2 separate regions of the Mus musculus genome follow, and region 2 is linked to region 1. A link is a loop called in an ENCODE intact Hi-C map of the cell type or tissue named here. Cell type or tissue: gastrocnemius. All regions are shown on one strand. Each heading gives the region's core, and the rest is flanking DNA. Links, peaks and the distances in the headings are about the cores only. Region 1 has its middle 25 kb from the start of Ankfn1. Region 2 has its middle 44 kb from the start of Gm38759.

Evidence for each region. Peaks named below come from ENCODE experiments on the same cell type or tissue, not always from the same donor. Only the 100,000 strongest peaks of a DNase experiment are listed, where the experiment ranks them.
Region 2: it touches region 1 in a loop (5-fold over the local background); 22 of 42 quality-filtered maps call a loop at or near these places.

Annotation. Positions count from the first base shown.
Region 1 is chr11:89,715,936-89,728,316 of GRCm38, reverse strand. It overlaps a transcript of Ankfn1 not described here. Among named protein-coding and RNA genes, the nearest start is that of Ankfn1, 25 kb to the right of the region's middle. In gastrocnemius, for the core only: a CTCF peak has its summit at 7,262 (motif pointing right); a DNase peak (open chromatin) is centred at 7,264.
Region 2 is chr11:89,158,803-89,171,183 of GRCm38, reverse strand. No RefSeq gene overlaps it. Among named protein-coding and RNA genes, the nearest start is that of Gm38759, 44 kb to the right of the region's middle. In gastrocnemius, for the core only: a CTCF peak has its summit at 5,734 (motif pointing left); DNase peaks (open chromatin) are centred at 3,044, 5,710 and 7,594.

The DNA.
Region 1 (12,381 bases), core at 2,526-10,525:
CCTTTTAGGAAGTTTGGGAGAAGAGTCTAGAATGGCATATAATGTGTTCAGCCTTTAGTCAAAGAAGCTAAAGCATGCTTATGTGCAGTGGCATGAATTCAGTGAAGATACAATATGACTGACACCCAACCATAGTTCAAGGCTTTTGCTTGCATTCTCTGTGTATGGGTTGAGTAAATATCATGTGTTGCATTCACATGGACGAGTGAAAACTATCAACTGTCCCCTGCATCTGTCACACACAGATCACATTATCTAACTACTTAGACCTTTAGTTTCCTCATCTTGTCTTTCAGCTTTATGATGTCAGTGAGACGTGGTCTATGGGAAGTTAGGCTCATCCCACAAGCCAGAGTCAGCTCCCTGGACGTGGCAGCAGGGATTATTTTACCCTTATTTTTGTGTAAGCCATCTTCTCCTTTCTCTCCTTGCTGACAGAGTGGTTGTGTCCACTAAGCTTCACATAGCTATGTAGGCTTCGGCCTCAAATCTTGATTCTTGGGGCATGCATTTCTTCCATCACCAGTATACTTTTGTCCCTTCAACATCATTTCTGTCACATAACTCCACTGTATCTTTAATCATCTGCCAATCATGGTCATCATTCTCAGTCCACAGAGGTGACTCCTCTCCATCCATCCATACCGCTCAGCATTGCACTGGCTCTATCAGGGTGGACACATCTACACATCACTCTCTTCTACCTTTGATGAGACATCTTTCCCATTGCTATTGTGTGTTCATTTTCTGGTTTCCCTTGACTTTTTTTTAAAAATGATTCTGATGATCTTCAGTAACCTTGGGATATACCTTCTCCACAGAAACCCAACACTTAAGACCTGGGAAAATCCTACCACTGGTGAATGTGGGCTTGTTGGTATAAAACTGGGACAAGAATGAAAAGAAGAAAGGGAGGGGAAAAAATCAGACAGTAATTTACCCTGATTGAGAACTTTCAAGAATACACTGCTACATTCATGTCTTTTACTGTCTTGGGACCCTTTTCAAATGATAGTCCCCCACTGCCTCAGATTCAGGACTTTGTAACTCAAGGTTAACAGCTCCCTTTTGCAAACATCTTTTCTCTAACCATGAGCTCTTTGTTTATAGGCCCCTGTGTTCCAAGTTCTCCCTCCATCTTGATTTCTGAAATTCCTGCCCAGTTCCACTCACTCGGATGCCATCCACCCAGTCACCATGACTGAACTGTGGATCCATTGCCTTTCACTCCCCTGACTTCTAACCTGGACCTTAGCTCTTCTGTGTCCTCTTGCAGAACTCAATGGCAGTTCTTCTCAGAACCTTTCTTCAATCTTATCAATACCCAGAAAAAAAAATCCAATTCACCATTATTCAAACAATTACAATCCAGATACCACAACCCTCCCATGCCACGTTGACAGTTTCTCTCTGCTCTTTAAGAAACTTTCATCTCAGCGTGCCATTTCCCCCTGGAGTCGCCCTGAAGTAGTTTCTGTGCTCCCCCTCCCCTCATAATTTTACCGCCTATCCTCACCTGCTTCAAAACTCACTGCAGCTGACCATCCTTCAAATAACCAGTCCCTGATCTAGTAATGATCTCCACTCTCAGGAGCAGGGAGGTCTCAGCTATTAATCACACAAAGACATGAGTCAGGGAACACCTTGTGTTGGCCTCTTTTTCCTTTCTTAGAATTCTATACCTGAGATGCCTCTGAAAGATGCCATTATCCGAATGAATGGCATCCTCTTTAGCTGGGTTGCTCAAGTATTCCTTGCAAGGGGGCTTCTGCTATAGCATGAGTAATTAAGACTCCACCAGGAGTGGTATACCAAATGGAATGCACTCATAGGAAGACTGCCAGGAAAGAAAGCACCAGAGGCAGAAAGAGACGTACAGAGATGGGACGATGGGAACGTTAGAGGTTGACAGGAAATGCTTTTAGGAGTATTTCAAATGAAATGCTTACAAGAAGATGCTAAGTCTTAGTTCCCACAGCCCAGGGACTAAAGGGGCCACTTATGGTGGTTATTTGAAATGCATTAGCAATCAGCACAGTACTGAGCAAGGATATTTCAGAAGAGTACTAGTGGTGGGCCTGCACAGAGCCTCTGAGGGTCTCCTCACTCTACTTGGCATTAGCTATTAGCCTGTGACTATTGAGTCATCCAGGATCCCTGGGAAGATGCTGGACTAGTGGAAGAGGAGAGTCTAGGAGAGAGGAATTAGGCAGTGGCTGTCTAATGATGCTACAGAAGTGCTTTAATGGCTGACCCACACCAGGTGGTGTCCACTAGCTGAAGAGCAGGAGTGGCCATTGAACAGTTTGGTTTTTCCTGCTGATTGGCACAGAAGGAATCTACACAAAAATTGGCCGTTCCGAGCACTGGCTCTCTGAGAACTGGACAGTTTTCAGAAATAATACCAGCATAGCATAGTTATGGAGAAATCAATTTTTAATGAAATATAATTGCCATACAAGGTTTGAACCTTTCGAGATAGTAGGAAATGATGCTGACGTATGGTTCCTTTGGGTCTTAAAAGTCTGTGACCACTGGGTCTGATATTATTTCAGATAGTTGAAGAAACCAAAGGCCAGTGTAGAAACAGAGCTCTGGTCTGCAGTGTGTGTGTGTGTGTGTGTGTGTGTGTGTGTGTGTGTGTGTGTACATGTTCATATATATGCATGAAAGTGGGCATGTATGTGCACGTAGGAGGCCAAAGCTCAATCTCAGGTGTCTCCTTCAGTTGTTCGTTGCCCTGTTTGGAGACAAGGTCTCTTCCTTTTTCATGGAATCTCAGCTGGAGGAGTTAGCCGGTGAGCCCCAGGGACCCTCCTCTTTCCCCATCCCTGTCACTAGGACTACAAGGATGTTCCATCCCACTCTTCTCCCTGCTCTTGTCTGTAGACTCTGACACTCACACTTGGAGCTTCATTCCTATACACTCCAAGCATTTCATCAACTGAGCCATCTCTCCAACCCTCCATCTGCTTTATGTTTCGCTGTTGTGTCCGTACTATGAACTAGGTTTTCTGCGGGCATCACTGCTGTCCCTGTGAGTCATTTGCTTGTCTACTCCCTATCCTGATTAGAAGCATTTGCTGCACACAATGGTGTTTTTGCAACCACGTGACTGTGAATGGGCAGGCCCCACCCACCCTGTTCACATCATGTTGACCACCTTCTCCACAGCTAACCTTCAAGATCCCAGGGGCCGCAGAGATGCCTCAGCAGTTGAGCGCCACGGTCGTTCTTTCAGAGTGCTGGAGTTTGGTTCCCAGCACCCACACAGTGGCCCACAACTGTCTGTAACGTCAGTGTCAGGACTTCAGACTCCCTCTTCTGGTCTGCGAGTGAGCGTACAGCGCGCATGATGCGCATGCAGATGACCATAGACACAGAATAAAAATAAATCTTTATTTTCTACCATTTAAGCTCAAGATCCTAAAGGGGGAAAATAACCCTGAGTTCATCTCCTGCTTTGGATGCTTGGATCCGACCACCACCGCGTCCATCCCTGTCCAAATGCTAATGGAGGTGCTAATGAGGTCCTCTGGACAGGCAAAAGAAAAAGAAAGAAAATCAAATAGCCTAATTAATCCATGAATTATAGTCCCTGAAAAGGAAAGTGCTCATATTCCCTATAGAAAGCCAGACGGAGCCTAACGGACTCTCGGGACTGGTCTTGGCTCCTCAAGTGTGCGGTTTGGAGAGCACCTGCTGTTTTTTGATGATTATGGGGCACCGCTTGGCTTCCATTAGGGTGGAGCTCACCAGAGCTCTCTTCCAAGTCTGAGCTGTCTGTTTGCTTATGAAGTGGAAAAACGAGGGCAGAGAGTAACCTCTTTGTATACGGTGAGCTCAATATTAATAGCAAACATTTATTGAGCACTTACTGTGTGCCAGGAACCATCCTAAGCATTTTATTTGCAAGAGATCATTAAATCCTGTGCCATTATTTTTCCCACTTCATGTTTGGGAACCCGAGGCTTCGATGGAGTAGTTAGCCTGTTCTAGATGATATCATAAGTGGCTAAATATGTTATCCAGGACGTTTTAGCTCGTGGTAAATCCACAAGCTGTGTTCTGTAGTGCATAGGCTTAGCTCTGTGATGTTGTGCTATGTGGACCAGAGGGGCTTCCTCGTCCATCCGCAACTTCTGGGGCTGCAGCACAGCCCCTGCATGGAGCACATTAAAGGGATTGGGATTGCTGCTATACAAAGTTAGACTCTGGTGGATCTCATCTCAAAGATGATGGCCAGATCAGAGGTGGGGTTATGGCAAACTGTGAGGTGGACCAGAGCCAGCCAGATGATATGAAAGGTACTCTGAGGCCTCTCTCAGACTATATGAAAGCACAGACGATTTTCAGCCTAGCGGAGAAAGTGCTCCTCTCTCCAGTGAGAACCCAAACAACTACATTAAATAGCTACCAATATACTGAATAGAAAGCAAGTTTAAAAGTGTGAACTCAGAACGTTGGAAACTGGTGGACTGAGTCAGGAAGTCAGGAGGAATTGTGCATGCAGGGAGAACAAATCCAGGCCTGGCTTGTTGTGGTAGATGTGTGAATGAATGTGTGTGTGTGTGATGTGTGAATGAATGTGTGTGTGTGTGTGTGTGTGTGTGTGTGTGTGTGTGTGTGTGTGTGTGTGTGTCTAGAACACTGCAAATAAATGGTTGCAAATCGACAGAGCTTTGGGAGGCGTTCCTGGCAGGATTAGTAGATCGTGAATTGGAAGGAAAGCCTAAATTCACCTCTTCTGCTCTAAGTGTGGGCTAATAATCAGTCAGACCTGCCAAGAGTCTACAGACAGCGGGAAAAACATTGGGTGTGCTGACAATGGTCTCGTCCCGTGGCTAGTAAACTCTAACATACGGAGTAAGATGTCTAGTAAATATTCTGACTCTGATTTAGTCTATCTGGGGTATGGACTAAGATTCTGCCTTTTTGAAAATAGGTTCCCAGGTGTGCTGTTGGTCTATGAGCCAGGCACAGTCTCAGAACTATATAATTATCTCTTTTGGTTTTAACATAGTTTCTGTGAGTTACACATTGGGCAGGCTCTGGGTATTCAGTGTGATTTGCTTGGTCCCAGAGTCAGCGAGGTCAATGTAGTTCTGATTCCTCCAGTGCGCTCCTCTACGGCACATGAGCATCCAAACAGAGAGACTCAGTGTGGGATCTTCCAGAAATGAATCTTGGCACCGGACACAATGGGAGCCCAAGCATGTGGGCTTACAAGGGACTGAAGTCTGGGATCAAATTCACTCTCACTATTTTGCCCAAGACTCTACCTATCCCCTGACCCAGGGCACGGCCATCTCTTCACCGAAGACAAAAAAAAAAAAAAACTCAAAAAACTCTTTACTTTCTTTCTGGAATTTCTATCAGTCAAAAGAACATGCACTCAATTGTCCCCTTTAATTATACTAATGGATTAAAATACCTCCTGGAATGTTCTAGAATATCAGCCCCCACTTAGTACTAAATGGTTAGTCCTCACCAGACCACTCTTGACAGACCAAAACTCTGCTTGGTTGCCCCAGCCTTTGCCTCCTACTGTTTGCTTCTGGTCTCCGTGAGGCCTCCCCACATGCCTAAAGCTCTGTGATGGTTTCTTCCTAGATCTCACATTCTAGTTGGCATGAGAGATGCAAAGAAGTCCCTTGTCAGGTAGCCTCACTTTTCCATATAGCCGTCCATACCCACCCTCTCCCGGTCCTTCAGTCCTCAGTGTCTGAAGGATCCAGTGCTGTCACCAGGTTTGCCATACAGCCTTTGGGGATCATCCCACACTGACACGTCACACTGAGACCCTATCCAACGACACACTGCCTGCGTTTACTTCAGACAGGCAGTTTGGTTAGGTTTCATCTCCTTGACCTCCTTTGGATCTCTTTGACTACACAAAGCAAGCTCCTGTCCATGGCTTATCATTGTATCGCCAGCAATGTGCCTTGCTGAACCAAGAGCTACCAGCAACCAACTGACTGGAATTATTTCCAGTCCAACAGGGCAAAGAGCAAAGAGATTGGGAAAGAACAGGGCAGCAAGGGGACTGAGGAGACAAGAGGTGACACTAGAAGTCTCATGGAAGCAAATGTGGTATAGGGACACCTAGAAGTTATCCAGGTACTTCTCATGTGCCAAATACCAGCTAAGCCATGTGCTCGTTTTATTTTAAGGTAGCCTGATGAAGTAAGTGACCCTGCAATAGTCTCCATTTGACAAAGGTTTGCATAGGAAGATACATAGAGGTCATTTGCCTGTCACTATATATATATATATATATATATATATATATATATATATATATATATATATATATGTATGTATATATATATATATCCATAGTATATACACCAGCGCTATGAATGGGAGCAGAACAGACAATATGCCAATGCATTGGCTAAGGCACACAATGAAATGGCATCCAGGCAGCTTGAGATGTGACTGTGGTAGTGCTGGACAAGGCTGGGAAGGTGGTCTGGGGACAGATGAGGGTCATGTTTTTCCTTCCCAAGAATAAAGAGTACAAAGACACAGAGAAGAAATACTGAGTCATATTTGCACTTAGGAGTATTACTGATGTGCTGTCTCTGGCCTGGCCCTGGGGCTGATCTCGAATAGGGAGTGAGGTTGCCAGCCAGTGCCCCTGGACAGCTCTGTGGGCCCAGGAACTCACTGCAAAGGCACACTCTGGAGAATAAAACTGCTGGTGATGCCCAGAGTGGACCAAATAAAAGTCAAATACCACATTCAGTCCTCCAGTGGTGTTTTTGCTATTAAATTAAGTCTGGAAAAAATATAATTGTCTTTGGATTTGATTTGAGAGATTTGGGGGTGTTGAATACTCAGAGAAGGGAGCAAGGCTATTTCTTGAAAGATTCTTTGACTCGCTCCCTCTGACAGATGACAGCAGATCACAGTGGAGGCATGCAGTCTTTAAAGAGATCCACCCCTCACCCTGGCACAACCATCCCAGAAAAATAGAGGGGGAGGGGAAGCTCTGTCCTAGGTTCCAGTATTTTATTGCTACATTCCTTGGATGGCCCCGTCTGTTTACCTTCAGCTGAGTTTAGACTTGGTGTTCTCTGTGGCCGCTGGCATCAGCCACAGAATTCTTTCATGTCTATTACTTTATTAAGGAATGTAAAAGCCACATACAGACCGACCTGGGGGCACAACACTAAGAGACACAAATAAGCCTGAATTTGCTCACAAAGAGCCTAAGGGAGGTTTCACACCGCCTTCTCCCAGATGGACTGCAAGTCCCCCGGTGACCACAAGGGGGCACTCTTAACACTTGCTCCTCAGCCCAATTAATAGTACCATTTTGAAGAATGTATAGAGCAGAAACAGCACTGAGCTTTAAGACTGGTCCTGATGCAAGCTGGGTGGGTAAAAGAGTTCACTCTCCTTATGAAGGATCCATACTTCTTTTTTAAAGTTTCACTGATTAGAAACGGAGTCTCAAAATTAGGTTAAGTGCACAAATAAGTCCTTTGTACAGTGTCTTGACTCATCGGTCATAAATGTCCCAAAGAGAGCTATTATTTGTGCATCTACTCTGAGTTCTTTCTGCTTCTTAAATAAGCACTGGGGCTAGGTTGGGCCTAACTTACAGCACAAGGGTGTAGGTGTAGAATGAGTCTCTACAGTGGATGTTATCTCATGAGATGAGCAATGACTGGTGTTTTTTCGACCATTTGTTTTCACCATATGGTGTAGACGTGGGAAAGGGGCAGGATGGTGAACCATTGACATCTAGTACATAGAGGAAGGGCAGGATTTGAACCTATATTCGTGCAGCCTTCCCATCAAACAAGAGAACACAATTCAGGACCTAGTTTTCACAATGGAAAGATGTTCTCATTATGGAGAGAATCACACATCAGCCAAACTGAGGAAGCCCCGTCCTTTCTTCAGAACCTACATGCTGACAGATTGGGGAGTCATGTAATGCTTGATTAGTCCTTGGGCCATGTGGTCCTTCAAGAAGCGCTTCAGACTCAGTATCTTTAGTCCATTTTTATATCACTGGCAAAACCATGTAAAACTAGATATTCATTCCAAAGCTGGCTAGGCATAGCTAATATTTGCACATAGGCCATATGCCCCACAGTGGCAGCAAAGGTTCGGAGAAGTGTTGCAGTAAAGAGCCTTATGCCACTTAACTTAATCTGGGTATTCTGATATTCTCATATAACCACAAAAACCTATGGGGCTAGCATCCATGATGCCCCCTGGAAGCTGTTCAGGAGAAAACATGGAAAGTCTTGAAGCTGCAGAGAAGGGATAGCCTCGACGGATCGAGGGAACAGGGCAGACTATTTAAAGCACAACTATTGGTCCCATGGTCACAGGTATTGGGATAAAAACTGAAGTTGCCTTAGTGGTCTGTCTCAACTATTTTTAGAGCTGTGTATGTGTGCCTGTGTTTGTATAGACTACGTATAAATATATATAGCTTAGCTGTGAGGTTAGATGCTGGGTGGGGTGGGGCGCGGGAGAAGGAGGGATCTTCCTTTCTATACAGATGTGATCGGTATCCTGTGGGACAAGGGGAAGGTCTGTGAGTTTAGGGGATTTTTGCTACCTTCCATTGCTGCCAGACTCTCCATGATGCCAGAACCACGTGTATGCTTGGTGGAAACACCTGGGCTCCTTATTTCTATGACACCCCACCCTTTGGAGATGTTTCCCCATCACCTACCTCCCTGAATTAGGTTCCCTCAACCCATCCCCTCTTCTCAACCTGCTTCATCACCCAAAACACTCCCCTCACCATCATTACTATCCATATGCTGGATTCACTTAGACCTTTCTGTGCGATGAATTAAATAACTCAGGGGAAAATTAGTGATGTCTTTTCAACATTCTAATTTAGTTCTACATTCTCAGAGCATGTTTGAAACTCTCTAAAGACACCCTATTTTTGAGAAAACTACAATTACGTGTATTTTTTAATTGTTGAAAAAAAACTGTGTGGGAGCTGTTTTGAAATCCTTGAAATGAAACGCAAGATTATTTTCTGAGCTAGAACTTGAATCTGCGGCTTTCTTTTTAATTGTCACATCTAGGGTGATTTTTAAGTAAATAAGAGCACAAGGTTCATATTATTTTAAATGTATATTGTATTTGTCTTCTCAGCGCTGTGGTTTTTCGGCCTGTGAATGGCATCACAGTATGTAGACAGCCCGTTAAGCAGCCTGTTTGGGTAAGGAAACCCTTAGACCAGTACAATGGTGCATTGCTCCGTGTGTCCCTTCTAATATGGTTAGAATTCTACAACCTAAATGATCATTTGTTGAACAAATTCATGCTTTTATTAGTCAAAATACAGAGAAAACAGAGAGTCCCTGTTTCAAGATATTTGCTAATGCATGGTTAATTATCACATATAGCTTACTATAATTCATTTTACAGGGGAGACCTCCTGCAGGTAACATACTAACAGTTTATGAACCAAAATAACCTTGCTATAGATTAGAGCTGTTGCGGGGCCTCTCAGACAGCCGATGCTTCTAGCCCCTCTCACTTCACATTGCTAATTCGAACAAGGCTTTATTTTTGTATTTGTCAGCAGCAATACTGTAGGGTGGTTGTTAAACTTCTCCCAGGCCTAATTAGAGCAGCAATGCTCGCATTCATAAACGAAGCTCGTGTCTTGCTCCGGGAGGCGGTGAGCAGGGCTGTTACGGTAGCTTCCTGGCAGCCCGTCGCTGGCAGTTTTAAGGTAGCTAGTGGCCGAGATATTAAGTAACTGTTGAAATTCATTGACTCCACCACGGCTAATGTGTCTAGATGACAACAAGTTTACACGGTTCTTTTATAGTTACAGCAAATGGGTCCATTTAAATAGTTATTAGGTGATTATGGTGATGTGAAATGGAAAAAAAAAAGGCAAAGTGCAGTGTCTCAAGTCTGACTTTTTAAAAAAAAAAACTGTTTATGTGGGGTCCCAGTCTTCCTGTCACTCAAAATGGCTGCATCTTTCCCTTATAAATATTTATACTTGATCGGCAGTGATGAATGCTAATTTATTTGCGTCTTGTTTCTTTATTGACTTCTCAGTGGGCCCAGGTTAGGTTAGCTAGGAAAGGTTTTTGCAAGCTCCATGAGTTGCAGGATATTTTGATCGGCCAACCGAGGGGCGTTTTGATGAGTTGAAGGAGTGTTCTCTTCACTGGAACTGAGGCGTCCTTTTTGCTCTTGGACATGCAAAACCTGGGAGAGTCTTCAGGCCGCTGATGTTTAGCGGAGCCCAAGTGCAGGCTTTGGCAAGCAGGATTGCCTCTGAAGGACTGCTTTTCTGTAGAGCAGTTTGTCAAGTCGTCTTGGATTGAACAGTGGAAGGCTGATCCGAGTGTTTGGCAGAGTTCTAAACTATTTTTTTTTCCTCTTGGTATTCTATGAGCCACTTGAAAGACTACATTTTCACAAATGCCAAAGGACATTTATATCAAAGGGAGTGGAGTATCTGAGACGAAAGGAGACGTGCAAGCAAACCAATCTCTGTCTCTGTCCTTCAAATGCTAAACCTGTGTGATACGGGAGAACCTAAGAAATCTATATACAGGGACTGTCAAGACTCATGGGCAGTGGTCTTGGGAGATGGCTTGGTGTTTTTAAGGCATAAGGACCTGAGCTTGATTCCCAGAAGCAGGATACAAAGCCAAGCATGGCAGCACGAGTGCTGAAGGAGCAGATGCTAGCCAGCCAGTCTAGCCTAATTGGTGATCTCCAGGCCAGTGAGAGACCCTGTCTCACTAGAGATGGATGCCATTCCTGAGGATGATCTTAAAATTGTCCTCTGGCTTTCACACGTAGCGACACCTACTGTGATGGTTTGTATATTCTTGGGCCAGGGAGTGGCACCATTTGGAGGTGTGGCCTTGTTGGAATAGGTGTGACCTGGTTGGAGTAGGTGTGTCACTGGGAGTGTGGGCTTAAGACCCTCACGCCAGTTGCCTGGAAGTCAGTCTTCCACTAGTAGCCTTTGGATGAAGACATAGAACTCTCAGCTCCTCCTGCAGCATGCCTGCCTGGATACTGCCATGCTCCCACCTTGATGATAATGGACTGAACCTCTGGACCTGTAAGCTAGCCCCAATTAAATGTTTTTTATAAGACTTGCCTTGGTCATGGTGTCTGTTCACAGAAGTAAAACCCTAGCTAAGACACCTATGTACATAAACACACACATATGCACACACAAATGGCAATAGAACTTGGCACTGGAATACTTTGGCTGGGGAGCCTAGATTAGCGATTCCCTGATTCACCACCCACATGGATAGTTTTTAGTTTCTTCTCTAGATCTTGAGAGTGACTGCCCCTGTTTAACCTTGACGTGTCTTAAGTATAGAATGTGTGACCTTTTGTGATAGCCTGTTACTCCATGTGAGATACTCAGAAGACCTTCAAAAGAACTTTGTATAGAACATATGACCCAGAAGGTCTCTGAAACTACCAGAGATGCTTCAGCTGAGAAAATAAATCTGTGTGTAGTATATGCATGTCAGCATACATATGTGCACAGATATGGCATGTGGAGGCCAGGGGAAGGCTGCAAATAACTTCTCCTACTGCTCTGTACCTTAGTCCCCGGAGGCAAGGTCTCTCACCAAACCTGGAGGTTGCTGTTTTCTGGCATGTTTGTTTGTTTGTTTGTTTGTCTGTTTGTTTGGTCCTGGTCCTGGCTAAGGTGGTGCTCACCAAACCGCTGCTATCCTCCCCGTCTCTGTCCTCAGAGTCAGGGGTGAGACAAGCACAGCCACACTTGGCTTTTATGTGTGTTCTGGGAATCTGAACTCGGGTCCTAATCCTTTCCAAGCAAGTCTTCGTACCCACCCGGGTATCTCCTGACTCTACATTTCTATCTTTCACTACAAAATACACTAGATTCTCATGAGAGCTTGACTGGTGACAAGTGTCTTCAACCATGGATCAGCTACGAGGGTATTCATCCCCAGATTTCAGAACTGCTGCAACTGTGTGGTCAGTCACATCCCACAGCCAGGACTGACTGGGGCAAGAATTAACACCAGTGGTGATTGTACAGAGACTATAGGAAGAGGCTTACGTTACTATGGAGAAAATCCTGTGCTGAATCTTTGACCATATGTAGATTCCTCTGATGATTAGAATAACCCTAAGTCTACAAATGTATATTCTAACTTTGACAATCTCCTGAGATAGTCCCAGAGAAAAAATATTATGCCCATAGATTCCTTAAAATCCAAAATCCATGGTTTGTCACCGAATTCCCACTACATCTATGAGTGATCTGTGACAGATAGCTTGTCTTTTTGTTTTTGTTTTGTTTTGTTTTATGTTTGGTTGGGTTTTTTTTAGTTCAGCTCTTCTGAGCTATGAAGAGAGTAGGCA
Region 2 (12,381 bases), core at 2,206-10,205, 560 kb after region 1:
AAGTGAACCTGTAAGAATCTGCTTAGTGACTAGTCACCCAAGTGACACCAGGGAGACACAGATCGTGAACACATATGGAAATACCAAATCATGACAAGTGACACTGAGAAACACTAAGTATGGGGATGTGAAATAAAAGAGGTCCTCCGGCCCCTGAGCCAGATGGAGAGTCTAGCTGCAGAAGGGACGTGGCCCAGATGAATCCTGTCCTGGACTGTCACGACCATAACCGCCTCTTCTCATTTGACCAGAGAAGACAGACAGCACAGGTTACAGAAGTGACTCCACCCGGAGCAGACAGCCATGGACAGCTAGAAGCTCCCTGAGCTAAGGCCTCTCTTCCTGCAGCCTCAGCATTGTCTGGGCACACTCAGAGCTCAGGAGGATTAGCCCAACAACTCCTGAACCCCAGAGTCCAAACAAAACAACAGCCCAGGACAGAATGGGTCATTCAGATCTAGCCAAACACTACCGCACATGCGAATGCTTTTCCCCTCTAATGTTCTTCTCTCCTCTGTGACATTTTCTCCAGGAACTTAGGGGCACAGCCCTGGGGCCTGGGGAGATGACTGGAGCAGTAATATGCTTGCCTCAAAAGCATGAAGACCTGAGTTCAAATCCCAGCACTCAGATAACAAGCTGGTCTCGGTTGCAGGTGCTTGCAATCCTCACACTGGAGAGGGGGGAATTGGCAGATCCTAGAGCTCCAGGTCCCACTAGGTGACGTTGTCTCAGTAAATTCCATGGGACAGGTTAGACAGCCCAACAGGTAAAGGTAGTAAGGCCTTCCACCAAGACTGAGGCTTGGAGTTCAATCCCTGAGATCCACATGGCTGAAGAAGAGAACCGTCTCCCTCAAGCTGTCCTCTGACCTCTGCACATATGTACGCACATGTGTGCAAGAGCACATGTGCACACATACACGCAATAAATATAACATCTTAATTTTTAAGTAAATAAATACAAGGTGGAAGGCTCCTGAGGAACAACGCCAGGGGTTGAAGTCTGGATGCTGCATTACTCAGGAACACGTATGCATGTGCACTCTCATACACACTAATGTACGCACTCTACACACATATACCTTGTACACATCCTCCCTCTCTTTCTCACACAATTCACACTCACATTCCCATTCCCATACATACACCCACACACAAACCACGGATCCTTTATTATCCCTAAGCTGCGCATAGTGGTACATACCAATTATCTTAGCTCTTAGGAAGCTGAGGCTGGAGGATCACTAATTTGAGGACAGCCTGGCCTCAACTTTGAATCAGACATTTATGGCTCCCAACAGACCTGTTTCTATTGCCTTTTAGTCCAGAAATATGAAACACTGTCTTAGCCTCACTAAACCTCTCCTTCATCATCTTTAAAATGGGCTTCTGAGCTAGAAGCGGAGCTCAATGATAGAGTGTGCATTAGGCCCTGGAATTAATCCCCAAAACTGCAAGATAAATAATAGGAACAATAGCCGTGGAATAAAAAGAACAGACCTTGCATCAGTTATGTCTCTTGTCACTGTGACAAAAAAAAAATCCTGACAATGGGGCTAGAGAGACGGCTCAGCAGTGAAGAACACTGGCTGTTCTTCCAGGAGTTTTAGATTAGGTTCCCAGCACCCACATGAAAGCTCACAGGCGTCTGTAACTCCAGTTTCAAGGGATCCACCCCCTCTCTGACCTCCTCAGACTCTGCATGCAAATGGTGCACATACATACATATCTGCAGGCAAAACATCCATACATATAAAAATTAAAAGTTAAAAATTCCTTTCAGAAGACTTGCTATTAATCATGCAATGGAAGTCAGGCACAGAAGCTGGCCTTCAGGCACCATTATCACCATAGAATTTCTCAGTCTTTGTGTAATTTTTAAAAAAATAAATCCTAAAGAGTTCTGTATTTAAGTCTCTTTATTACGTAAAAAAGTGACAAGTTGGTGATTTAAAAAAAAAAATCTGAACACCAAAACTTTTAAAGGTTGCGGGGGGGGGGGGGTTGGTTTCACTCATAGTTTATCCATAGTTTATGGGTTCATCATAGTGGGAAAGGCGTGGCCGCCCGAGGCAGCAGAAGTATGAAGCACACACGAGGTCACATGCATTCCTGCTGGGGAAACTCGGAGAGCCACGACAAGACCTGGAGCTCAGTTCAGAGAAGTAGGTGACTAGGATGGGTCTTTGAAAGTTAGAGCCTATTAAAAACATGAATTTATGAAATTCTTGGGCAAATGGATGTATCTGGAGGATATCATCCTGAGTGAGGTAACCCAATCACAAAAGAAGTCACTTGATATGCACTCACTGATAAGTGGATATTAGCCCAGAAACTTAGAATGCCCAAGATACAATTTGCAAAACACAAGAAAATCAAGAAGAAGGAAGACCAACGTGTGGATAGTTCATTTCTCCTTAGAATAGGGAACCCATGGAAGGAATACAAAAGAGACAAAGTTTGAAGCTAAGACGAAAGGGTAAACAATCCAGAGACTACCCCACCCAGGGATCCATTCCATAATTAGCCACCAAATGCAGACACTATTGCACATGCCAGCGAGATTTTGCTGAAAGGACCCTGATATAGCTGTCTCGTGTGAGGCTATGCCAGTGCCTGGCAAATACAGAAGTGGATGCTCACAGTCATCTATTGGATGGAACACGGGGCCCCTAATGGAGGAGCTAGAGAAAGTATCTAAGGAGCTGAAGGGGTGGAACAACAATATGAACTAACCAGTACCCCCAGAGCTTGTGTCTCTAGCTGCATATGTAGCAGAAGATGGCCTAGTCAGCCATCATTGGGAAGAGAGGCCCCTTGGTCTTGCAAACTTTATATGCCCCAATACAGGGGAACACCAGGGCCAAGAAGTGGGAGTGGGTGGGTAGAGGAGCAGGGGGCGAAGGGTATAGGGGACTTTCGGGATAGCATTTGAAATGTAAATGAAGAAAATATCTAATAAAAATTGAAAAAAAAAAAAGAAAAGAAAAAAGAAAGTTAGATCCTACTTCCTGCCTCTGCCTCCTGGCCTACCGCCACATGACCAATCCTGGCCACCAACTCCCTCCCGCTGCGGTAACCAAGGTTCTCGACCATGCCACCCCTGCTGCGATAGACTGAACCCCTGCACCAAAATAACTCATTCCCTCTTTAAATTATTTCTGCCAAGTGTTTTGGCTACAGAGACACAGAAGTAACCAACACACGTGCCCTTGGCACCATGACTAGAGTGCCCAAAGCACATCACTCTTCCCAGGGGTACAGCCCACCTGTGTGCTAGGTCTTACTGGCTAGAACAGCTCCACAACGGGTACTAATTATGTCCCTGAGCTTCCATTATAGGAATGGAAGGCCCCACAGAATAGGGCCATATCCTGAAACTTCTGCATTTTAGCACATTTAGGGAATGGAGCCTTGGGAATAGTGAGAGTTCTTCACTAGAGACCATGAAATTCTATGCATAGGTCCTAGATCTGGTGCCAAGTGTCAGAGAGACACAGAAGGAAGACAAGACTTTGTGCAGATGGAAGCCAAGAGATGCGACCTGATACTAGAGGACACCTGAGCTGCCAGAAGAGAGGGGTGGGGGCGCACGGGAGGAAGAATTCTTCTCTGGAGCCATCAAAGGGAGGCAGCCCTGTTGGCACCTTGGTTTTGGTCACATGGCCTCCTGAGCTAGAGAAAACACACCTCGTGTCTGTAAGACAATCAGTCTATAAACATTCGTCATCTCAGCCCTAGGAAGCAACACACTATGGTACTTCCATGTTCCAACCCTGTATCCCCAGCACTGTCTCCAACGATGGAGGAACCTTAAGATCTAGGCTCTGACTTCAGTTACGATAGTTTTTAAGTAAGCTGGGAAAGTTCTTCTATCTCTCTACTCATATCTCACTCTAAAGCAGGCTTGCTGAGAGGCTCAGAAGCAATAATTGGGACACACCTAGTGTGAGTCTATTACATGGGGGGAAAATGTCAGCTCTTCACTCAGCTTCCCAAAAGCCTTATCCTCAAGCCAGAGGAGGCCACAGAAGGCCTGGCATTTTGAACATAAGAGCCCAGACCTATACTTAACAGGGGATGAATCCCAGGAATGCCCCAACTAGGAGTTGGTGCTTGTTTTTGTCTAAAGGCCTAGAGAACCCAACCATCCACTTGACAGAGACTTGGGGTCTGCCGCTGGACTCCATGGAGATGCTTTCTGTCTGATCACTGGTTGTTGAGGGAGAGTATTTTCATGATGGTTCTAGCAAGAGCATCAGACCTGTAAGGAGTCCCCAGATGGCAGCCCAATGATCTGAACTGAGATATCAGGGCCGAGCATAAAGGGCAAGGGCCATGGGGCAGAAACGAATTCGGCCTTATCAGTTTGGATCAAGCCTCATGGGAAGGTAAGAAGTGAGGAGCCCCCAGAGGTGGGAAGTGTGCAGGATGCTGAGCAAGCAGACACATCCCAGAAGCCTAAGGTCTCTTCAAGGAAGACCCTAGGGAATGCTCAAAGCCATTTGGCTCAAGTATGACTTTTATCAAGCTTTCTCCACTTGGGGCTCCTGTGGGCTCCAGGCAGGCACCCTCAGTGGGCACAGCAGAACGGGATGTCTTGAGCCAATGTACCAATGTGCCAATGTGCCAGTGTTCTAATGTACCAATGTGCCAGGCCTACTCCAGAGGCTACACACTGAACCATGCTGCCCTGTGTCACCTCCTTGCCTACAAAATCAACTACTCCTTCCACCCTGGCTTTTGGAGGATCCAAGACAGCTTGTTCACTATTGCTTGCTCATCTTGTAATAGCCAGTGGGACTTCTCAGGACCACTATCCTGATCTCCCAAGAGATCCGCTGAACAGCCACTTTGATAGTGAGTAATCAGTTCATACTCTGGTATCTACAGGCTATCGAGAGGTCGCAACAAGTACGGGTGCTTGCAGCCAAGACTGATGACCGAATGGACCCTCAGAAATCATGTGTGAGAGAACCGGCTCCCTCTGGCCTCCACATACTGTAAGGCAGCACATAAATTTCTACATGTATGTGCACATACATACCCAGAAACACAGGTTAAAAAGGGCGAGATAACTACCTCTCTCCTGTGTGCCCCTTTGCCCCTAGACAGCCTTCAGCTGATTTTCACTGTCAGAATTACCACTGCCGCCATAGGCCAGCATGTGTCATCATGAAGAGACTGAGGAAATCAAAAGGGAAATGAAAGGCTGGAGATTCATCTCAGTTGGCAGAGGGCTTTCGGGGAAAGGCATAAAGCCCTGGGTTTGGTTCCCAGCACCACGTGAGTTGGGGGTGGTGGCGGCAGAATGGGATGTAGTCTGAGCAGCTGGGAGGTAGGAGCTGGGGGATTAGGAGATCAAGGTCATCCTTGGCTACATAGCAACTTTAGGGCTAGCCCGGGATACATCAGAATGTGAAGGAAAGAAAGGACAAAAGGGAGGCTTACAGATCGGGCCTTGCTCCCTTTGAGTGCCAAGCCATTCTGAGAACTTAGTTCCAGTTACTTAAACTCCTGGCCTCTGTGGAATAGAGATGACAGCTTCTTTGGGAGGTTCAGGACTCAAATGGGGGTGAGTTACAGGACACACAGTTTAAGCAGACGACAACTGTCAGGCGCTGGTAAATTGCAAACCGCAGTAAGGTTTTGCATGAGCCATCCCAAAGCTACCCTTTAAAACAGCCAAGCTTTGGCAAGACTAAATGTCGGGCCAACAGCGCCACCTGGTGGTCAGCATGAGCTCTGGCATATTTCGCTCAAGACCACACTTTTCTCAGCCTGGACATAATGCTCATGTCACAAGAAGACTGTTTCCCCAGAGTCAGTTAAAAGATGCTCCAAAGCTAAGCAGGGAACATTAGCTGACCTATGTATTCATCTCTGAAGAAATAACAGCTGGTATTGTCTCGGAAGATGGAGAGTAGTTCCATCTATCTTAGAAAAGACAATACTCTTCCCCTAGCTTGCTTTTTAATCTGTATAACAAAAATGATACTTTATTTGTAGATATAAAGAATAAGAAAAATATAGGCCCGATGAAAGACATTTGGTAGATGCTCAAGACCATTTTTTAAAATTATATTTGATCCCAACAGGCACCTGGTCTCAATACACCTGAAGCACGCCCCATGTGCCCTGGGAAGACATCCAATCACCCATCCTGTGAACCACATGATATTCCTGCTTCTCACCTTCAGGAGACATGATTCCAAAGCCAGTTCAGTCTAGAAAGTACCTATCAGAGCTACGGTTCCTTAAGAACGGCAAAGGAGAGAGATCATTCACCCTTGCACACAGTCTACAGCGACACTCAGTATTTGAGATACAAAGATTTAATGTGGTCCCCAGCGCCAAGGAGGTTTCGTCTCAACCAGAGAATGATAAAAATAAATACATACTTCATGGATCAAGTGTCCTGTTGAGTTTAATACTCTTTAGGACAGTAACACAGAGGGGGACATAGACAATGAGATCTGGGGGAGTTGGAATGATTTGACCATTTCAATAAGTGTGTGAAACCCTACTGCATCCCAGGCACAGCACAAGGACCTGCAAAACCAAGAATGAAGGGTTCTCACTCTCAACTGGCCTCAGAGAGGCTGTGGTCAGCCTGGGCAAAGAATAGTACGGAAGGGGCACAGCCTGTGCTCAGGACTGCAGAAGACATTAGGGACAGACTGAACGGAAAGAGGCTGAGAAGAAACAAGGCAGGGTTCATCCAAGTTCCTCCACACCGGCCCATGGCCTCTTCTAAACTGCCTCCCTGGCTTGCAGATTCCAGACATGCACTTCCTTTCATTCAACGCCATATTGGAAACTTGCTTGTCCTCCTCTGCCCCCTTCCCCCAAGGGTCCCAGAGATAAAGCTCTCCTATAGAGTCTACTACAGAACCTGTAGGTCTCGACCCCTTTGGGGGTCTGATATCAGATATCCTGCTTATCAGATCTTTACATTACAATTCATCACAGTAGCAAAACGATAGTGGTGCAGTAGCAATGAAATAATGTTGTTTGGGGTAGGGTGGGGGTCACCACACTAAAGGGTTGCAGCATTAGGAAGGTTGTGAGCCACTGGTCTGCAGCCCTTCACTCAGAACGTGCCCAGCAAGCCCCTCCCCCATTCACTCACTACAGCCCTGATGACACCCTCTGCTCCAGCCCTCTAGGTAGGGACTCTTCCCTCCCTCCACAGAGCCTTCTCATTGACGGCCTCTATCTTAAGCTCTTGCCTCGCCACCCCCCCACCCCCACCCCGCCACGTGGAGGAGCTCAGGAAGAGGGGAGCAAGCCAGAGACTCCCCGGATCTCCTCTCATACACTTCAAGAAATGAGAGAGGCAACTACCTGTGCCTCCACCCCCATCCCCGGAAGCTCCATTTCCTGCACACCTACTGTGCACATCCACTCCAGCAGAACAAGGCAATAAAAAAAATAAATTAATTTTTAAAACTTGGGACTGGAATTCATATCCAAGTTTACAACTTCCTAGTCGGATGTGTTTGTACCGCTTACTTAAAACACTTAGGTCCTCTTCCTCATAGATGGGGACTATAGTAAGGATTAAAGAAAATGTGATAGCACAGTCAAAGACTTGGCACACTGCCAGGCACACATGAGAACTCGTTAACCGTTGATATCATGCAACAAGCACTGTTTCTTAAGCATCTACTAGGTGCCGAGTCTGGAACTACAACTGTGAGCTCCCAAAGTCTTGATCCTTGTCTTACAGGGCTTACAGCCAGCAGAGGAAGGGTCACGTAGTCCCTGATGGTGAGCAGTTTGGGGGAGATATGGGTAGTGTTAATAGGGAGCCTAGAATGGCTAAGAGGAAGCAATGGAATTAGATTGGAGTAATGACATTTAAGCTGAGACCAAAAGGATGTGCAGGATGGAGGTGATGATCTGTGGGGACAAAGCCAAAGCCTGCAGGTGGCCAAGAACACTGAGCCACCAGGAACTGGGAGGAGAGAGTCCGGGGTAGCGCCAAGTGGCCAGCAAAAAAGAAAGGACCTGAGCTAAGGTTGGAAAAGCAGGCAGGAGACAGCTCCCATGGGGCCATAGGAGAGATCAAATATTTAACTCTACATCAGTAGGAGGCTAGGGGGACAGGGAATGCAGACACGACTGAGTTTGTGTTTTCTAAAAAATTAAAATTAAAAAAAAAAAAACACCCCATGCTGATAACCATCGGTGACTAACATAGAACACCATAAAAGAAGTGGTTGGAATTAGGGAGGCAGCTGGGATGGCAGAGATTGACCTACAAATATAAGCAACCAACTTGATCATGGGCTGGATGTGGGAGGTGAAGGAGAGGGAGGGTGGGGAACACCTTTAACTGGAGCGAATGAAAACTCAGGAAGGGCCAGATGAACAGGAAGACCAATAGTCGGCTGTGGCAATGCCAGACACACAGTTCCATGAGAGAATCTGGTATATCAAAGAAATAAGTACCCGGGGATATGCATTGGCAGTAAGAACATATAGACATATTTATCAGTAATGTGGAGGAATAGATGCACACTGTCCCTTTGGCGTGTCATCCTGGAAGTTCACAGAACAGAGCACAAAATACAGGAGTGTGTCGTAGGCTTTAGCTGAATGAAATAAAGTTCGTTGGCAACCAGTGGCCATCGATCCAGACTTGGTACCAATTTGGCCCCAGCAGCAGCAGAGCATGGAGCACTGGGAAGTAAGAGAGAGAGTAAAGCCAGCCATGTTGCTTAATGAGGAGGAAAAAGAGCTGAGACTGGAGACTGGACTGGTGGGTTACAGGGACAAAGACTGGCACCAATCCACCAGGAAGTAGATTCCTGCTAAAGGCTTCTAGAAGTTCCCAGGTCTCCGAGCTCACCCATTTCATCCCTACTTCCTCCTGAAGCATATCCAAACAACACCCATCAGACTGCAGATGAGTTCCAGTTCTCCTGGATTCTTGGCTCGAGAAAAGAACTAAGACCTCTTTTATTACGCGGCCCTGGGTTCTAGACCAGGCCCTGGCTCCATTATGTAGTGGCTATGCAGGTGTCAGTATGGGACAGGGAAAGAGTCACTAGTTTGTTTCCTTGCAATACTGTCTGTTTATTGGGCTCCTTATTCGTTAGGTAACCGGACTTTGTAGAAGCCTCTTGAGAAAAAGAAATCTATTACAAAACCAGAGAGAAAGAAGGTCTCAGGTCGTTCCAACTGCATGATGAGTCAGTTTGCTTGTTGCATCCACGATTAGGATTCTCCATTACAAAGAAGCAACGATGTGGGCAAAGGCAGATAGGTCAGCTGGTAAAGTCCTCGCCGTTCATGAATGAGGACCAGAGTTAGATCCTCAGCACCCAGCCTGTGTGGCCAATGGGCAAGCTCCAGGTTCAGTGAGAGATGATGCCTCAAAAAAAAAAAAAAAACCGAAGGTGGAGAAGGATGAAGGAGGATACCCCAAAATTAACTTCTGACATGCACAGACACACACACACACCTGAAGCAACAGTGTGGTATAGACAGCCTAGCTGTTTACTTGGTTCTGGGCATATGGGTAGACCACATTCCCCTTAATGCTCCTGCAGGTGAACACGAATGCATGACCCAATTCTAACAAAACCCTCAAGAGAAGGTACCATGGGCAGCTCAGGGCCCATGGGGAAGAGAACTGGCCAATGGTCAAACTTCATTCCCACAACAGAACAGAAGCCAGAAGTCCAGTTCAGGCTGCTTGCACATCTGAGTTCATGGGCCAAGGTGTAGCTTCCCCCACGAGGAGTCTGAAAAGATCCTTCTGCTTCTCTGTAGATGCTGTGAGAAGCAAAATTGAAACAAGTGCTTCGAGGAAACAGCCAGTGACTATGGACTCTCCTTGTTTATTGTTGTTGTTGTTTCATGTGCATTAGTATTTTACCTGCATGTATGTCTGTGTGATGGTGTCAGATCTTCCCCTGGAACTGGAGTTATAGACAGTTGTGAACTTCCATTCAGGTGCTGGGAATTGAACCCGGGTCCTTCAGAAGAGCTCTGAAAGTGCTCCCAACCACTGAGCCATCTCTCCAGACCCTAAACTCTGCCTTATTATTGTCAGAAGCAACAAAGGTGGCTTCCGAAAGAAGAGATGGAGAAGGAACTTCAGGTGGACAGCTGAAAAGCATTTAAAGGACTCAGAAGAGAGCGCTCACTTAGTAAGAGCTTGCCCAGCACGCATAAGAATCTGAGTGTGATCACCAAAACTCAGTGGAAGAGAGCCAGACATGGCGGCAGGCACTTGTCATCTCAGTCCTGGGAAAGTCCAGACAGACAGACAGGTCCCTGAGTTCACTGACCAACCAGCCTAACCTACTTGGCAAGACGAGGTAGGTAGACAGCATGGAACAACACCCAAGTGGTTCCCTAGCCTACACACGCGTATGTGTCCACACACACATACACACACCCCTCACACATGAACACATACATGAAGACAAATATTCAGATCACAGATGCCATGTCCGTCTGCCAGCACAAAGAAAATTTGAAGCATGCGCTCCAGGGCCAAAGCCTGCAAATCCCAGCTCACAGATCCCAGTCCTAAACCAAATGCTCGCCTCCACTCCATGTACCACATTCTCTTCCTCAAGCTGGAACAGCCATGCTGCCTGGAGGGCCACAGCTGCCTATGGAGACAGAGAAGACAAAGGCCTCATGATGGAGAAGAAGGTGTGAGGATATCTGGGGTATCATCAATTGGACCTCCTACCTGGAGGTCCTCGCCTAGGCGAACGATGGCTCTCCCCTGGGAGAAGGTAAACAGAACCAATATGTCCCTGAGGTCACAGCTTTCACTAGGTTTGACCCTAAGTGATGACATTGCTTAACTGGAATTAGCATGACTCCACATCAAGAGTAATAGCTTAGGGGGGGCTGGAAAGATGGCTTAGCAGTTAAGAACAATGAACGCTCCAGAACATCAGGGTTCAAGTCCCAGCATCTACAAGGTGTCTCACAACCATCTGTAACTCCCCTTCTAGGGGATCCACTGCCTTCATCTGGCCTCCAAAGCCTGCGGGCATGTTGGTGATGCACAGATGTCCATGCAGACAAACACTCAAACGCCTAGAAGTACTTTTTAAACTGGGGGAGGGAAGAAGAATCTTAGCTAAAAATTAACTGGTTTTTATTAAGTACATACCAGGTGGAAGGTGTGATATCAGAAATGTCCACACCACATTTCCTCACAAAAATAGTCACAGTTCTCATTTCAAAGATGAAGCACCTCTGGGCAGGGCACGCCTTTTTTTTTTTTTTTTTTTTTTTTTTGGGTTTTCGAGACAGGGTTTCTCTGTATAGCCCTGGCTGTCCTAGAACTCACTTTGTAGACCAGGCTGGCCTTGAACTCAGAAATCCGCCTACCTCTGCCTCCCGAGTGCTGGGATTAAAGGCGTGCACCACCACAGCCGGCAGAGCACGCCTTTAATCCCAGCACTTGGGAGGCAAAGGCAGGCAGATCTCTGAGTTGAAGGCCAGCCTGGTCTACAGAGTGAGTTCCAGGATTCATAAAGCCAGGATTCAGCCAAGTCAGAATTCAAGCTAGAGATAACCTGACATCAGAGAAACTAAGTTCTTCTACTCATGGAACTTGACAGTGTCTGACACACACTCTTCTCCATACCCAGGAGACACGATGTTTTCTATAGGGGCAGCTTCTAATTAGCACAGGCCTCTTCACTTTTCCCAGTACCACATTAATGGAAACATATGCAAGTCAAAGCCACATCTTCATTTGCACGTCTCAGTTGCCATGGAACCACACACGGGCTAGCCTCGTGGCTGTTATCAGAGTATCCAACTGCAGGGCCGCACATCAGGGCCCTTCTCAGGGCTCGGTGACCTACCGTAACAAACACTCATTTGTGTCACTCTCAGATGAGTTGGCTGTGGGTCAGCCAGCTTGGCTCTGAGCTTTGGGTTGGGTTCAGACCTAGCCATGGCTCCACACATTCTTCTTGGACCAGCAGTGACCAGGCAAATGTTCTTCTTACAGCAGATCTCAGGAGCGGCAGAGGCCACGTTGCACAAGAGTATTTTAGGCATCTGAACATGCCTCTAGCATCTCACTGGGGCAAACAAATCAGGTAGCCAAGCCGACGTGGATGGGATGGGAAGGTGCCATCTACTCACGGTGCAAGGGTACCGTAAAGTCACATGGGAATGTGGAACTACACGACCTTACTGCCCAGGAGGTAGAGAATGAAGACTCCCAGACAGACAGACACAGATTCAAACTTGGCTACCAGAATAGGCTTACAGAACAATGACGGTATCCTCCTGGCACCTCTTAGCTCCAGTGGCTCTGGCACCCTCCTCTCAGCTTCTTCTGATTCCCTAGTCCTGACTATTGCAGAGAGAGAGAGGTGTATTC